2 separate regions of the Mus musculus genome follow, and region 1 is linked to region 2. A link is a loop called in an ENCODE intact Hi-C map of the cell type or tissue named here. Cell type or tissue: heart. All regions are shown on one strand.

What was found. Hi-C counts contacts between places; a loop is a spot of excess contacts. Peaks named below come from ENCODE experiments on the same cell type or tissue, not always from the same donor. Only the 100,000 strongest peaks of a DNase experiment are listed, where the experiment ranks them.
Region 1: a loop joins it to region 2, with 4 times the contacts of the local background. A loop is called at or near these places in 26 of 42 quality-filtered maps.

What each region holds. Positions count from the first base shown.
Region 1 is chr10:117,052,111-117,060,110 of GRCm38, forward strand. Cct2 (chaperonin containing Tcp1, subunit 2 (beta)) reads right to left here. Exons shown (of 16, transcript NM_007636.3): 8 at 5,988-6,088; 9 at 5,681-5,808; 10 at 5,064-5,167; 11 at 3,930-4,049; 12 at 2,997-3,125; 13 at 2,767-2,870; 14 at 1,930-2,029; 15 at 906-1,047. Among named protein-coding and RNA genes, the nearest start is that of Cct2, 7.7 kb to the right of the region's middle. In heart, CTCF peaks have their summits at 3,750 (motif pointing right) and 7,356 (motif pointing left); no DNase peak of the experiment used is centred here.
Region 2 is chr10:117,205,571-117,213,570 of GRCm38, forward strand. No RefSeq gene overlaps it. Among named protein-coding and RNA genes, the nearest start is that of Gm31963, 15 kb to the right of the region's middle. In heart, a CTCF peak has its summit at 4,232 (motif pointing left); no DNase peak of the experiment used is centred here; H3K4me3 peaks cover 524 bases; H3K27ac peaks cover 877 bases.

The DNA of each region.
Region 1 (8,000 bases), 150 kb before region 2:
TAAACCTGCCTCTGACAATCTTCCACTTGGATATTCAGGCTTCCTCTAATGGCCGCCGTCTCTGCTCACTCACAGAACATGCAATCTGTACCTCACGTTTCCCTTTCTGAGAGAAACTGTACTTTGAGGTTTCTCTCTCTTCTGAACCTACTACAGGATCAAATTTATCCCCCACACTCCACAACCACTGCAAGCCAAACCAATGCTGGGGAGGCTTGGCTTCTAAGTAACCCATTATCTTCCCAGTTCTTTCCCTTGGCACCCTGGGCTCACGTTCCCTCACTGGCAACTGTGCCACCCCAAGGCAGTATGAACTGACACAACTAAACCTGTGAACCCAAACACAGCCTTCTTCTGTCACAGCCATGTGAAACCGGCTGATGCGCTTCATTTAACCGAGTCTGTGTAAACGCATCTTCAAGAGAATTTAAAGTCACCTTCTACAGCGTGAACGTGGAAAGGAGCCTTGAGCATGTTTGTGAGCCACGTGCGGGGCGCCTGCCGCCTCAGCACTGCAAGCTCAGGGAAGAGGGTTCTGAACTGGAAGGCAGCCCCAGTTACACAGCAAGACCATCTCCAACAACAGACCCACCAGGTCAGGCACACACGCACCTATAAGGATATCCAGGAAAGCAAGCGGCCTGACTCATCCTGGTAAAACCACCAGATACCCACACGCTCCCTGATACCTGACCTTCAGAAGCCTGGCTCTTTAACCCTTCCAGTATGAGTGTGCCCCTGGCTACCCAAACCAGTTTCCTCCTATGCCTTTCTAAGAACTACGACTACTTACTTTAGATAGTTTGTGTAACCGTCTACTAAGACGGAACTGTCCCATTATACACAATTATCAAGCTCCCTGGACTCCGGCCTGTGTTTCCCTAGGAGCACGAGCACTCTGGTACCTTGGTGCTGCTTTGATAATGTTGTCCACTCGCAGGATCACCTCTGCTGCTTCAGCCGCACTCAGAAGAACCTGTCGCTTCACTTGAAAACTCTCTGTTATACCCAGTACTGCCATATCGCCGATGGTACCTTCCTTCATATCTGAAAAGGTAGTTATTAAAGGCATTAAAACATTCCTAATAACTCATAATAAAACTAAAGCTGTTACTGCATCTCACTGCCTGATTTAGCTAGATCCATCTACAAAAGCACTATTTTAAGAAAAAACTGGCAAGAAAAATTGTTAGGCCTGGCAGTGGAGTCACACACCTTTAATCCCAGCACTGGGGCGGCAGAGGCAGGCTAATCTCCGAGTTCAAGGCCAGCCTAGTTTACAGAATGAGTTCCAGGACAGCCAGTCTTGAAACTAAACAAAATGACAATGAGCCCACACAAGTGCTTTTAAGGGGTTTTGTGTAGACGCATGGGGCAGGGCTGCCTGCAGTGGGCAGAGTCCATGGGGAGTCTGGTAACGGGCCCAAGTCCAGGAAGCGAATGCCCGAGTGCGCGGCCCTAACCAGGTCTCTGAGAGCACCACAGAACAGGGTAGAAGGAACCTAAGGGGTGAAGGAGTGCTCTGGCATGCTGCCTTCTGGACCTGAGATGCCCAGTGCACCCGTGACGTCAGCAGCAGTGGCCACCTGCACACAGCTAGGCACATTAACATTCCATCCTGGGGAGAAAGGGGCTCCTAAGATCCCATCCTCACGGAAAAGCTGCTAGGGCTACTGGGGAAGGATGAATCTTATTCCTCAGGGTACAGCCTGGATAAGGTGCCTATAGCCCGCGTGAGCAGGACAGGGACCTGGGAACAAAGGGTTCAGTGAAGGAGAAAAGGTGTGAAAAGAAAAAGGGAAGGGGGTGGGACCCCAGTGCATTATGTGCGTGTCCATACAGACATACAAAGTGGATGTATGTGTGACTTATTTCTAATTGAAGAAAACTACTTTCCAAAGTGGCTGCAGAAGTCCATTTGTCTCTTACCCAGTCCAGCAGTTATATGGCCTTCACTGTGAGCAGCTCGGAGCTGTGCCACCAGATCTGCACTGTCATAGCCCGCATTGTCGGCTATGATGGTCGGCAACTGCAACATGAAAGGGACAAACAACTCTCACTCTTGCCGCTTGCCCCTTGCTCCCCCCTCTCCACCGATTCCCTTCCCCTTCCCTCCATGTGGTCATAGCTGGACTCTACTTCTCTACTCTCTCCATCTCCCCACTTTTCTCTCCCTCTTAACTCCCCTCCCTATGCCCAGAATAAACTCTATTCTATACTTAAAAAAAAAAAAAACAAAGTGATGAATAACCACCAAGGACCACACTGCCTCTAACCTAGAGAGACAGCTGAATTACAGGGAAAGCCTGCTTCCTGTTGCTCTTCTTAAAGACAAGCTCTTACAGACAGGGCTGGTCTCACATCTGGCTTCAACCTCAAGTGCTGGGATTATAGGTAAAGACCATGCCTGGCTGTCTGGTTTGTTTGTTTGTTTGTTTTTTCCGAAACAGGGTTTCTCTGTGTAGCCCTGGCTGTCCTGGAACTCACTCTGTAGACCACCAGGCTGGTCTCGAACTCAGAAATCCACCTGCCTCTGCCTCCCGAGTGCTGGGATTAAAGGCGTGTGCCACCACACCCTGCTTGGCTGTTTGTTTCTTAATAATGATTCATGATTACGTATAAAATGTAGAATCAAAATATAAAACATTGTGGACTACTGTAGTTTTGTAAAGGCAAAGAGAAAAATTTTTCTCTAGGACACAAAAATATATTCAGTTTAAAATCAAGCCCATGAAATGTATGTTCACCTCTCTCTTCATAGCTTACCATTCTCAGGGCTTTTGCAAACGACTCCATTGCTACAGCTTCTTTTCCTGGGGTTCTGTTGGCAAGCTGTGTCACAGCATGGGCCATCAGCATCTCAGAGCAGCCTACAAATGTAACCCAGAACTTGTTATGCACTCTGCCGTCTCTGTTTCTATAAAAGCCAAGATGTTCACATCTAAGTCGGACCTACTGTCAAGAAACAAAGTATGTAACATTCTTGAAATGCTTACCTCCCCCGTAAACTGTTCTAGGATCTTTTACAGTCTGAGCAAGAACACAAAGAGCATCATGCAGAGATCGTTCAGCTTCATCCAGAATTTGCTGAGTGGCACCACGAAGCACAATGGTGCATGCCTCACCTAAGGAGAAACGTCAATCAGTGACCGTCTAGCCACTCACCACAGCATCATCTGCACTCCAAGTAACGACTTAGTAAGTAACGACTCGACTAGTCTTGGGCTTTGGTAGCAATGCTTCTCTGCAAAAATCCATGTTCATAAATGTTCTGAGTGATGAAGAAAAAAATTCTATGCTAAATGTACACATTTCAAAAGGCAGCAAGTATCAACCTGACTTTAAGACACTGAAACAGAACATAAAATAGGCTCTCTCAAAATTTATATTTGTAAATGAAGAAAATACCTAATTAAAAAAAATTTATATTTGCCCTCATAAGACACATATATCCAGTCCACTTAATAATCCTTAGTCATGCATGTATGTGCGTGGGTGCATATATGCATGGAAGTCCAAGGTGAGAGTTGGCTCTCTCCTCCTACCATGAGGGTCCCAGAAAGGGAACTAAGGTCTTCAAGTTTCAAGCACTTCCACTCAGAGCCATCTCGACAACCTATAGGATATCTATCTATAGGGTATCTATCTATAGGGTATCTATCTATAGGATATCTATTTCAGTGCTATAGAAACCTTAAAAAAAAAAGTTTCACTTTATGTAGTATGAGTACACTGCCGCTGACTTCATACCAGAAGAGGGCATCAGAGCTCATACAGATGGTTGTGAGCCACCTTGTGGTCACTGGGATTTGAACTCAGAACCAGAGGTCCTTAACCGCTGAGCCATCTCTCCAGTCCTACAACTTTTTTCCCACTTCCAGAGGTCGGCAAGGACTTAGGTCCTTAAGCCAAGATTTACAGTCACTCACCAAGGGCAACCCCAGAAAAGTGAATGAGTTTATCTTCCCCGATCATAACTTCTTCAATAAGTTTGCAACTTCCAAGCTTCACAAGTTCTGGGTGATCAAAGGTAGAGGCAATCTCACCACCTGCGAACATCACCGGAAACACATCTGTGGGTTTGAGGCTGTTACAGAATTGATTCACTCATTTAAATAGTTTTACCGTAATTTTGTAAATTAGAAACTTAGAAAAGATATGTCAAATCAAGCACAAGGTACATACTTGACCCGCTCTGAAGGGCACGATGTCGTCATTAAAGGTCACTGACTTTACCTCACACGGGGCATAAGGAGCTAAGCATTCAGCAAAACAAACTAAGGTTTAACTTAAGATTTAATACTCGAGACTCTTCTTTTAAGCTCAGATTTGCTCATGCCCAGAAAGTAAAGTCTTTATTCTGTGAGAAAGAATGGACTGTCTTGAAACATCACTCTAGAGTCATGGCAAACCGTGTGGTGTGTGCATGCACACATGTGTGTGCGTGCGCGTAAAATCTGGCATACACTTTAAGCATTCCTAAACGGAAACCCCAAATGTGCATCTGTAAGAATGAAAATGGCCCAGGTGAAAGGCCAGTAAAACTGCATATCAACCAAAAGCGCTGCGTAAACCATTTCTGTGTGAGTATACACATCTGACGACCTCTCTGTGTGAGTATACACATCTGACAATCTCTCTGCGTGAGTATACACATCTGACAGAAATGTATTTCATATTTAGACTTGGGTCCTACCCTATGTCATTTCATCATACACAGTCAATCACTACACTCCACACCCAAAAATCTGAGAAACTCAAGTACAGAGAGAATTGCCTGTAATGGTATAGAGGAGCCAGCAAGGTAGTTCGAACCTGAGCTGAGACCCAGGACCCACACAGGAAGAGGAAAACATTAGTGCTACGATCTCCACTGGTGAAGCAGGGCACATATCCACATGCACAATCAATCAATCAATCTAAGTCTTCAAACAATGTAAGGAAATTAAAGGCCTAACTCAAAGTATATACTCTCAACTCTTTAAGGGGGTTCTTCCTATTCTCAGTGCACTGCACAGTAACGTACTGGAAACTGCACTTCCTAAGGTATGCATTTTCCATACCTGTGACAAGAGCGAGGCGCTCCACACCTGCGAAATCCGCATGCTCAATAGCCATGACGCCAGCAGCGCCGAAGAGTTGTTCAGGGTAATTATAAATTAACTGTCTGAAAATAAAATACATGTTATGCTCAAAATGGCTCCTTGTCAAGCTGAATTACATTACAACACAAACCTGCAAGCACTTTTACTTCACCGGAAATAAAAAATCCAGCCTCACTATCTATGCTCAATCCTTGAGTCTCAAACGATAGAGACTGCAATCCCACACGTTGTCCTGACCTCCATAACTGAATCCCCAGTATGTTCTACCTGTCTGGCGTCACCTCCATTAGATCACTGTTACCTCACTGTTAACACTCATGGGGCTTTGCATGATGTTAGCCTTACTCCATCCACAGCAAGCACTCCGTGTGAGGCTGAGGACAGTGAAAATAAAGGACCGAGGAACCTTAGAACACAGAGACCTGCCCGGAAGCTAACAGTCCTCCGAGCAGCAGCCTGGAGGAACTGCCACACTCTGCAATCTTAAGTAAAACCGTGTGCAGCAGTTTCTAACAATAAGTAACTTGATAGGAAATACAATTTTTATGAGAAAAAAGTAACTTTAGGTTACACACCTGTTAATAAAGCAATTTATTCCATGCTTAAGAATACGTTCAACTTTCTCCTTCATCTTCTCCTTTTCTGCATGTTCTATCTCTGCAACCTTTGCTGTGGAATCAACTCTTACCCGAGAGCCAAATATCTAAGATTGAAGACATAAAGGCAGTGTAAGGTTCACTCCTCTTAAAATACACCGTACGTACTTCAGCGTTTCTACGAACATACGCTTCAAAGTGTATATAGGTGTCTCATCTGCTTGGTGTAACTGACTCCTACGTTAACAGCACCAGCAACAGCCTGTCAAGAAATGTAGCCACGCACCTTTATTTTGTCTGTATCCATCCCAGTATTTGCAATAAGAATTTTAGCATTTTCAATTCTCTTTGGTTGATTTACTCCAATTTTTTTATCCAAAAGAAAACCTACAACAAACATAAAGATGGTAATAAACTTAAGGATGCATTAGTAAACCTGCACAGCACGTGCTGGCTGACAACCCTCAGTAACTCCAGTTCTGGGGGATCCTGTGCTCCACGGGCACCAGGCATACACATAGCAAAGGACCCATAAACTTAATAAAGCAAAGAAACAACTAAAAAAGAGAATACACACAGGCAACGCTACAGCATCAGTACAGACACAAACCACATCACCCTGAAACTTTTGTTACACACACACACACACCCACACCCACACACACACCCACACACACACACCCACACACACACCCACACCCACACACCCACACACACCCACCCACACACACCCACCCACACACACACACTCACACACACACACCCACACACACCCACACACACACACACACACACACACCAGATCAGAGGCTACAGCTCACAATGTAAACACATTTAAGTTCACTTTTACTAGCTTAAAACCAGCAAAACTAGCAGTGAGAACTGGAAATCAGAGACAGGGTCACCTGTTCTACACAGCAAGTTTCAGGACCACCAGGGCAACATAACAGAGACCCAGCCTCACTAAAATAAACAAGACAGCTAGGAAAATGGAACCACCTTGGACAACACAAAAACAACACAACTACATAAACCTGCTCCCAATCCTGCTCTTGCCCTTAGGCTATGGCTGGGGTCGACCAGATGCTCACATATAAATCATGCACAACTCAAGGAGAGATGCCATTTCTAGCCGTGCTGATCTGCTGCCATCACATGACCTGGTACTGACATCTGCACTGGCTTAAGACACATGACAAACGTTTGGCTCAGTAACCCTACCTTGGGCTTTCTGCTCTATTCAGCTTGCCATCACTTAGCAGATGATTAGAACAGCTACAGGATCGAGGTTCCACTACAATTCCTGGCATAGAGCGCACACACACAGCAGTATGAGCCTCTGTTACAAGGCTGCCCTACTTGGCAGACCACTAGAAACATTAGAGAGACCTTGCAGATCAACGGAACCAAAATATTTTCACAACTCCGTAAGTAAATGGCACAGGACACACATAAAAGCCAGGATTCCAAATCACTGTAGACACAAGCTTACAAAGCACAACTTGATTCTTTTTAAAACCCTTTAAGATGGGCTGGAGAGATGGCTCAGTAGTTAAGGGAACTGACTGCTCCTCTGAAGGTCCTAAGTTCAAATCCCAGCAACCACATGGTGGCTCACAACCACCCATAATGAGATCGCCCTCTTCTGGTGCAGCTGAAGACAGCTACAGTGTACTTAGATATAATAATAAATAAATCTTTGGGCCTGAGCGAGCAGGGCTGACCAGAGTGACCAGTGGTCCTAAATTCAATACCCAACAACCACATGAAGGCTCACAACCATATGTACAGCTACAATGTACTCATACATTAATCACATAACTTTGGAAATATTTTTTTCTCAAAACGACAACAAAAAAAAAGCTGGAGAGATGGCTCAGATGTTAAGAGTGCTTACTACTGCAGAGACCTGAGTCTGGCTCCCAGCACTCTCACTGGGGGCTCGCACCAGCCTGTAACCACCAGAGTGGAGCTGCTACTTCTGGCCACTGGCATGCACATACCCATACACAGACCAAACATGCACATGATTAAAATAACCTTGGACACGCAAAAGAAAATGTTCCTGGGGCTAACAATGTGGCTCAGTTAAAAGATAATTACTTAGCATTCACAAAGCCCGAGATGGATCCCCCAGTACTGCATAATCACAGCCTGGGAGAGCAGCAGAAGGGACAGAAGACTAAGGGCATCCTTGGCTGCGTGCGAGCACGCACACGCATGCACACGCACACACACACTCGCTAGCTACACAAGACTACCTTAAAAAACAACAAGGCCTGAAGAGATTCTACTTGCT
Region 2 (8,000 bases):
CTGGGCTACCTGAGAGCCCATTGGTTTATTTGTTTTGTTTGTTTGTTTTTTCTTAGTTCCTTTTCTACAAAAGAAGCTAACCTAGTCTCTTTTCCTGTCACTGTGACAAACACCAGGACCAAAAGCAACTTGTGGAGGAAAAGACTTATTGGGCGTCCCAGCCATGATCCACCATCAAGGGGCAAAGGCATGAACTAGAGGTAGGAGCCTGAGATGGGAATGGAAGCCGAGACCACAGAGGAGCCCTGCTTATTGATCTGCTCCTGAGCTGGTGCCCAGCTACCTTTCTTACACAGCCCAGACCCACTTACCCAAGAGTAGCATTGCCCATGTGGGCTGGGCCCTTCATCCATTAGAAGTCAAGGAAATGCCCCACAGACAGGTCCACACTCCGTCTGGTGGAAGCATATCTCTTCAGCTGGAGGTTTGTTCTTCCAGCGTGACTCTAGTTTCTGTGAAATTGGTAGAAGCTAACCAGCAAGGGTACTCTGTACTCAGCACTGGTTTTGGCCATCAGGTGCACACACACACACACACAGAGTTCAAGGAACAGCTGGTCACTTCAGGTCTCGTCCCATGTACCCCGGGCAGGACTTGAACTCCACATGTGGCTGGAGGTGACCTTGAACTTTTGACTTCACTCACCTCTGTGCTCTGCAAGTAAGGTCATGTAGTGCTACCATGCCTAGCTAAAGTGGTTATTGATTTTCTTATTTATCTCTCTGTCTTTCTATCTATCTATTTATTTGCATGATCTCACTGGAACCCACTGTGAACACTAGGCTGACCTTGAACTCACAGAGATCTCTACCTTTCTCTACCTCCACAGTGAGTGCTGAGGTCAGAGTGGTTATTCTTACGCAATGACCACAATGGTCAATTTCACTATTATGTTCTGTCTAATCTTTATAAATGTACTATACTTATTTGTGAATGTACTATACGTATTTGTGTGTTTGTGTGCATTTGTCAGTTCAGGTCACAGAACTCCATTTTCTCCTTTAGGTTGTAAGCCTCGGTGACCAATGGCCTTTTTTCACTGAGCTATCTTGCAGACCCTCAGACTTGAATATTCAATCTCTCTCTCTCTTTCATCATTTATTTTATGTATATGAGCACACTGTAGCTGTCTTCAGACACACCAGAAGAGGGCATCAGATTCCATTACAGATGGCTGTGAGCCACCATGTGGTTGCTGGGAATTGAACTCAGGACCACTGGAAGAGCAGTCGGTGCTCTTAACCGCTGAGCCATCTCTCCAGCACCGAGTATTCATTCCCAGTGCAACTCTTCTGTGGCCCAGATAAGTTTTCTTTTACCCATATTGCAGATAAACCGTAATAGGAGTGTGTAATTACACAGATGCCACCAGGCTTAAGACTCAGCTCATTATCTTTACGTTTTAAGGAGCTGGGAGGACATAGCGTGAGCTGATTTTGCGGTATAAGGTTTTCCAATCACAGGAGATAGTTACAAGAAATGTTCAGCAATGGCAAATGTATAGACAGGAGGGAGTACGATGCTTGCTTGGAGCTGAGGGTGGACGGGCAGTGACTGCAAACAGGCACAAGGTTTCTTTTAGAGGCAATGAAAAGTGTCTAAAATTAGCCTGTGGTAATGGTTGTATATAATTCTAAATTTACTACTAAATTCCTGAGTCGTACCTCGAGTGGGTGATATTTATGGGGCATGTGCTGGTTTGCAGGGGCTGATGAGACACACTGGGTGGCTAAACAACAGTGATTTATTCTTATGAAACCCCGGAGGCAGAGAGTCTAAGATCAAAGTGCCAGCGAGGCCCACTCCCTTGAAGGCTGTGAGGGAAGGCTCTTTCCCAGGTCTCTTTGGACTGTACAGCCATGTCTGTGGCCCATCTTCCTCTCCTCTGCGTGTGTCTGTTTCCAAATCTGCTCCCTCCTTCCCATTTTCTCCACCCCTCCTATTTTTTTTTTCTCTCCCTCTTAACACCTTTTCCTTTTTAAGATAGGATCTTACTGCATAGCCCGGGCTGATCCTGAACTCTCAGGAATCCTCCTGCATCAGCCTTCCAAGTGCTAGAATTACAAGTAGACTGTGAGGCCCAACTTTTTAAAGGATACTAGCCAGCTCTGTGTGGCCGCACACTTTTAACCCCAATCTTGGAAGGCAGAGATAAGCTGGTCTCTGTGAGTTTGAGGCTGGTCTACACACCTAGCTCCAGGCCAGCCAGGGCTACACAGTGAGACCCTGTCTCAAAAACAAAGAAACTAACTCACTAACTAACTAACTAACTAAGAAACTAACTAAGAGCACTCGTATTGAATTAGCTCCCACTGTGATGACTTAGTTTAATTACATATTTAAAGATTTAATCTTCATATATAATTACATTCTGAGGTACTGGGGGCTAGGGTTTCAACACACAAACTTTGGAGGGAACACAAATCATCCCCGAAACAATATATAAATTATACTCTAATAAAAGCGCGCTGCTGATGTCTTGCGCTCTGCGTTCAATGCCCAGTCCTTGGCATGCGTCATCTCATTTGACCTGTTACGAGGCCATGATAATTATGCCCACCGTTAAGCATGAACAAAGTAAGGCCCAGAGAAGCTAAATAGCCTGCCTCGGGTCATAAAGCCAGCAAAGGAGGCATGGCTCAGACTTTGAAGTCCTGTTCTCGAGCCCACACTTTGAATCCTTGAGCCAATGCCAGCCCCCACACAGCCATGCCGGCCCCCACACAGGCAGCGGTAATGACTGAAGATGAGGATGATCGGGATCCGGGGTCACAAACGCCCTGAATCCAAACCGGAGAACGGTCACGTGACGTGGGCATGACCGCGGGACTCCTCCTGTGGGGAGGTTTGTGACTCCTCCCAGAGAAGCCTTTGCTGGAGAGATCCCGTCTACCACAGACAATAAGACAACTGGTCACTCGGGAGGCCAGCCTGGTCTACAGAGTGAGTTCCAGGACAGCCAGGGCTACACAGAGAAACCCTGTCTTGAAAAACCAAAAAAAAAAAAAAAAGGCAAGTGGTGCTGTGTGCCTGGCCCGTGGTCCATGATGGAGGATGACTAAAACAGGCGGCGACTTACATCTCAAGAATGTTCTACTTGTTCTACTTGAAGTGACCTCAAAATATCCAAATATATTATCTAGAAGTAATTTAATACAGTCCAGAGCTTAGGATAGGCAGGTAGGCTTTTAATGATTAGCATAAAATATTACTTAAGACCATGGATAGGCAAGAATTCCTTAAAAGATGGTTCAGGCCAGGCAGTGGTGGCGCACGCCTTTAATCCCAGCACTTGGGAGGCAGAGGCAGGCGGATTTCTGAGTTCGAGGCCAACCTGGTCTACAGAGTGAGTTCCAGGACAGCCAGGGCTACAAAAAAAAAAAAAAAAAAAAAAAAAAAAAAAAAAAAAAAAAAAAAAAATGCTGGTTCAGGGTAGACACTCGGAGAGTTTTTGTAAAGTATGCCCCATAGGTGTACAAGCCTGTAATCCCAGCTCTTGGGAGGCTCAGACAAAAGGGTAAGGAGTTCAAGAACAGCGTCTGCTACACATCAAGTCTAGGCCAGTCTGGATTCCATGAGACCCAGTCTCAAACAAACAGCCCCTCTAAATAACTAATAAACTGATACTGATAGACTAAATAGAGGAATAGCTGCTGAAAGGTGTTGTCACCTGGAAAAAGGAACGGAGGAAGGAAGAGAGGGAGGGACGGACGGAGGGACGGAGGGACGGAGGGACGGAGGGAGAGAGCCAGCTGACCAACTAGGTATGCGGCTCACACCTGCAATTGGCTTTGGTAAGGATGGTTACCTTGAATTCAAGGACAAACTGGACTCCACGCCAAGACCCCATCTCCAAAGCAAACAGACAAACCAAACCTCCAAATGATGCTAAGGGGTCAAATAACAGAGTACTCCCATGGATGAGGTGGGAAGGAAGAGGACGAGGTCTTCTGCCATGTCTTGGCAAGCTCGCTTGCTCCACCCCACACCCCCCCGTCTGTGTACGTCATACGACCACAGGTGGGAATTGGTTCTCTCTTACAATGTGGTCTCTAGGGATTGAACTCAGTGAGCGAATCAGTTTGGCTCATCCACTAAGCCACTTCGCAGGCTCTAGCAATCATTTTTTTTCTTTTTAGGGTAGCTTGGACTAATCTGGTCTGCTCCGGACTCTTCAAAGGGCTCAGGGACAAACTCTAAATTCCATAGGAAATCACAGATCGCCCTCTTGTGGTCAACACGTCTTGGTGCAGGTTTAATCTAGAAAAATGAATTTTAAGGGCTAAGCCTGCTGGGTTGCCTAATCCCGCCTGTGGATAGTGAATGGTGAATTATACATACAATATATGTTATATATATGTGTTATACATACAATATGTGTTTTATATATATTATTTACTATATGGCTTCATTTATTATATAGTTTTTCAATGTTTGAATAAAAACAAGAGAAAGGAAATATTTTGATTTGAAAAACCATGTAATATTCAATTTCAGTGTCAACAAAGCCATTTTATTGGACAGTCATGCTCATTTTCTAGGTGAGACTACTTCCACACAATAGCAGATGTCACGGACTGACAGAAACTGAGATATTTACTCTCTGGGTCTCTTCAGAAAAGTTCCTGCATCCTCCACTCAGAAGGTGGGGCGCAGCCGGGTGGTGGCGGCACACACCTTTAATTCCAGCTGAGGCAGATAGATCTCTGGCTTTGAAGCCAGACTGGTCTACAGAGTGAGTTCTTGGACAGTCAGGGCTACACAATGAAAGCCTGTTTTGAAAAACAAAACAAAAAGGGGGTGCTGGTCAGACGTCTTGGTATGTTAGGTTACTTTTTAGAGATAGAAAATTTAGGGGCTGGAGAGATGGCTCTGTGGTTAAGATTGCTCTTCCAGAGGTTCAATTCCCAGTAACCACATGGTGGCTCACAACCATTTGGAATGGGATCCGATGCCCTCTTCTGGTGTGTCTGAAGACAGCTACAGTGTACTCACTTACATTAAGTAAATACTATTTAAAATTTAGCTTAGCTTTGGGCTGGAGCACTGGATACGTTCTCAGAGGACCTAGGTTCTATTTTTAGCTCCCACATGGTAGCTCACAACCATCTGTAACTCCAGGCCCAGGGGACCCGCTCTCATCTGTCCTCCAAAGGCATTTATACACAAGTGCTGCACATACCTACAGCAGGGACACAACCCTCCATAGAAAAACAATCACCTTTAAAGTAGCTTTGTGACAGACGCTAAACCTCAACAAAACAGCCATTTGGGTCGTATCCTGAAGTCTGGATCCCAGGATCCAAAGCAGGAGAAAGCCAGATGGGAAGACTGCCTTAGCACGGGCCTCTTCACCATCTTGTGGCAACAGTGGTGTCTAAGCACAAGTGAGGCAGGGTTGGAATTTAGAAAACCATTAGTGCTAATTTTAGGCTTGCTGGTCTTAAGGAGGGGTAGCCACAAAGATGAGCTGCTTCACCAGAGGGTTTTTTTTTTTTGTTTTGTTTATCCTTGTTCTTCTCAGAAATGTTTGTAACAGTACAGCAGGCACAAACTTCTGAGACAATGGACGTTATTAGGTCAGGTGTCATCTTTTTATTATAAAAGGGAGGCACTGATATTATTTCCATGATGAAATACTTTGGAATGTCTGGACAGGCGGCCTCACGTGACCGCATTTCAACAGAGATCTACTCCATACACTTTCCAAGAATGTCACCATCTCTAAGTCAGAAAACAATCCTGTTGTCTACAGCTTTGGTGAGAAGAACTTTGAGTCCGATTTTCTCACTAAGGTTGGCTCTCTCCAGCCTCTTTGCTTAAGGCCTGATCTCACGGTCACTACTGTTGTTTGCAAAAGTTTTCTTTCAGCTTTTTCTGGAACCATGACGCCTCCTTTGGTTACAGTCTTGGGCTCACTCCTCTCATCCAGTATTGTCAGAGTTGAAGAAACTCTCTAAAAGCCACCGCTCAGACCCTGGACTCACACCATTGCTGCACGGAGTCTTCTCAGTCGTTAAAACAAAGTTCTGAGTGCTTTGCATTCGTGTGTGCATGTGTGGTGCCCATGGAGGGTGCTGGGTCCCCTGGAACTGGGTTACAGTTGCGAACCATCATGTGGGTGCTGGGAACTAAACCCAGGTCCTTTGCAACAGCAACAAGCACTCTTAACTACTGAGCTGTCTCTTCAGTCCCCACCAGACGCTAGACTAACCCCTCTTTCCTGTCCTGTAGGGCTGTCTGAATCATCATGCCCAATTTCCAATGGAGACATCTATTCTTGAATTGTAATATTCTTGGTTTTGCTTTTCTAAAGCAGGGTCTTACTGGGTAGCCCTGGCCATCCTGGAACTTGCTCTGTAGACCAGGCTGGCTTCAAAGCGATCTGCGTGCCGCTGCCCCCTGAGTACTGGTGTTAAAAGGCGTGTACCATGACTGCCTGGCTCCTTTGGGATTTTCTTGGTAGGCACTGTCTTAGTCAGGGTTTCCATTGCTGTGACAAAATCGACCAAGAAGCATGTTGGGGAGGAAAGGGTTAATTCAGCTTACATTTTTGAGATCATAGTCCATCATTGGAGGAAGTCAGGACAGGAACCTGGAGGCAGGAACAGATGGAGGGGTGCTGCTTACTGGCTTGCTCCCCCATGGCTTTCTCAGCCTGCTTTCTTATAGAACCTAGGACACCAACCAGCCCAGGGATGAAATCACCCTCCATGAGCTGGGCCCTCTCCTACTGATCACTAAGATGCCTTACAGCTGGATCTCATGGAGGCATTTCCTTAACTGAGGCTCCTTCCTCTCTGATGACCCTAGCTTGTGTCAAGTTGACACACAAAACAGGCCAGCACAACCATGCCTTCTGCACATAGGGTCATCTTTCGTCTTCCCTTTCTAGCCTGGTTGACTTTAACTCACTTTCTGTCTGTCTGTCCTGGCTAGAACCCCCAGCAGGAATAGTTGTGTCAAGAGCAAACGCGCTCCCTCACTCCTGAGTCCTTGCCCTGGGCCGCTGTAACCAAGTGACACGTACTGGGTGTCTAGACAGCGGGTACTTCTTTTCTTACACTTCTGGAGGCTAGACAGAGATCAGGAAGTGGGCAGTGTTAAGTTTCTCCTGAGGTCTTTCTCTGAGCTGCTCTCCCTGTGTCCTTCCATGTCTGTTTGAATACCCTGTTTACAAAGTCATGAGCCATACTGGATTAGGGTCTACCCTTTTATTAATTCAATGACCTCGTTTAAAGACACTGTCTCAAGGTACAGTCACATTTTGAACTACCAGGATATGGACTTGAACTAGGGGAACACAATTCAGCTCCCGAGAGAGCACTGCAGGTCGTCTTGTGCTCACCCACCTTGCACTACTTCACCAGGGGCTCACTTACAGCCTTTCACTCGGTACTGGATTTAGTTTGCTGGGATTTCCCTGTCTTTAATCCTACCATCTAAAGCTGTTTCATTCAGTTGTCAACAGACAATTCAAATTCACCGTGGGAAACAGAAACTTGTTAGACATCTAGAAACTTGTTAGGCAGTCCCCGGCATAAGCTGAAATTGGAATCCTATCAGTGACTTCTGTTTGCAGCGATGCCCACAGAACTTAAGAATCAGGTAGCAGAATGGATTGGGCTCAGGAGTTGGTCGTGGGTCACCAACTCCTGCCCTCCACCATTGAGTCCTCTGCTCTCCACAAAACCAGGGACATATCTGGAAGTGAAGAGTTTATCTGCCCATAGTTTCTCCTCTTTGCTTTGACACCAGTAGCAGTACCTTCATTCTAAATATAAGCAGCCTGAAGAAAATCCACTCTGAAGATGTTCTTGAGGGAAATGGCACAGCAGCGAGATAAGCACTGAGAACACTTGCTGACATGCAGAATAAGAATAAATCCGTCCAGCCAGGCCTGGCAATGCAGACCCTTTATCCCTGCACTCGGGTGGCAGAGGCAGGAGAATCTCTGAGTCTGAGGTCAGGCAGTCTCACATCTCAAATAAATAAATAAG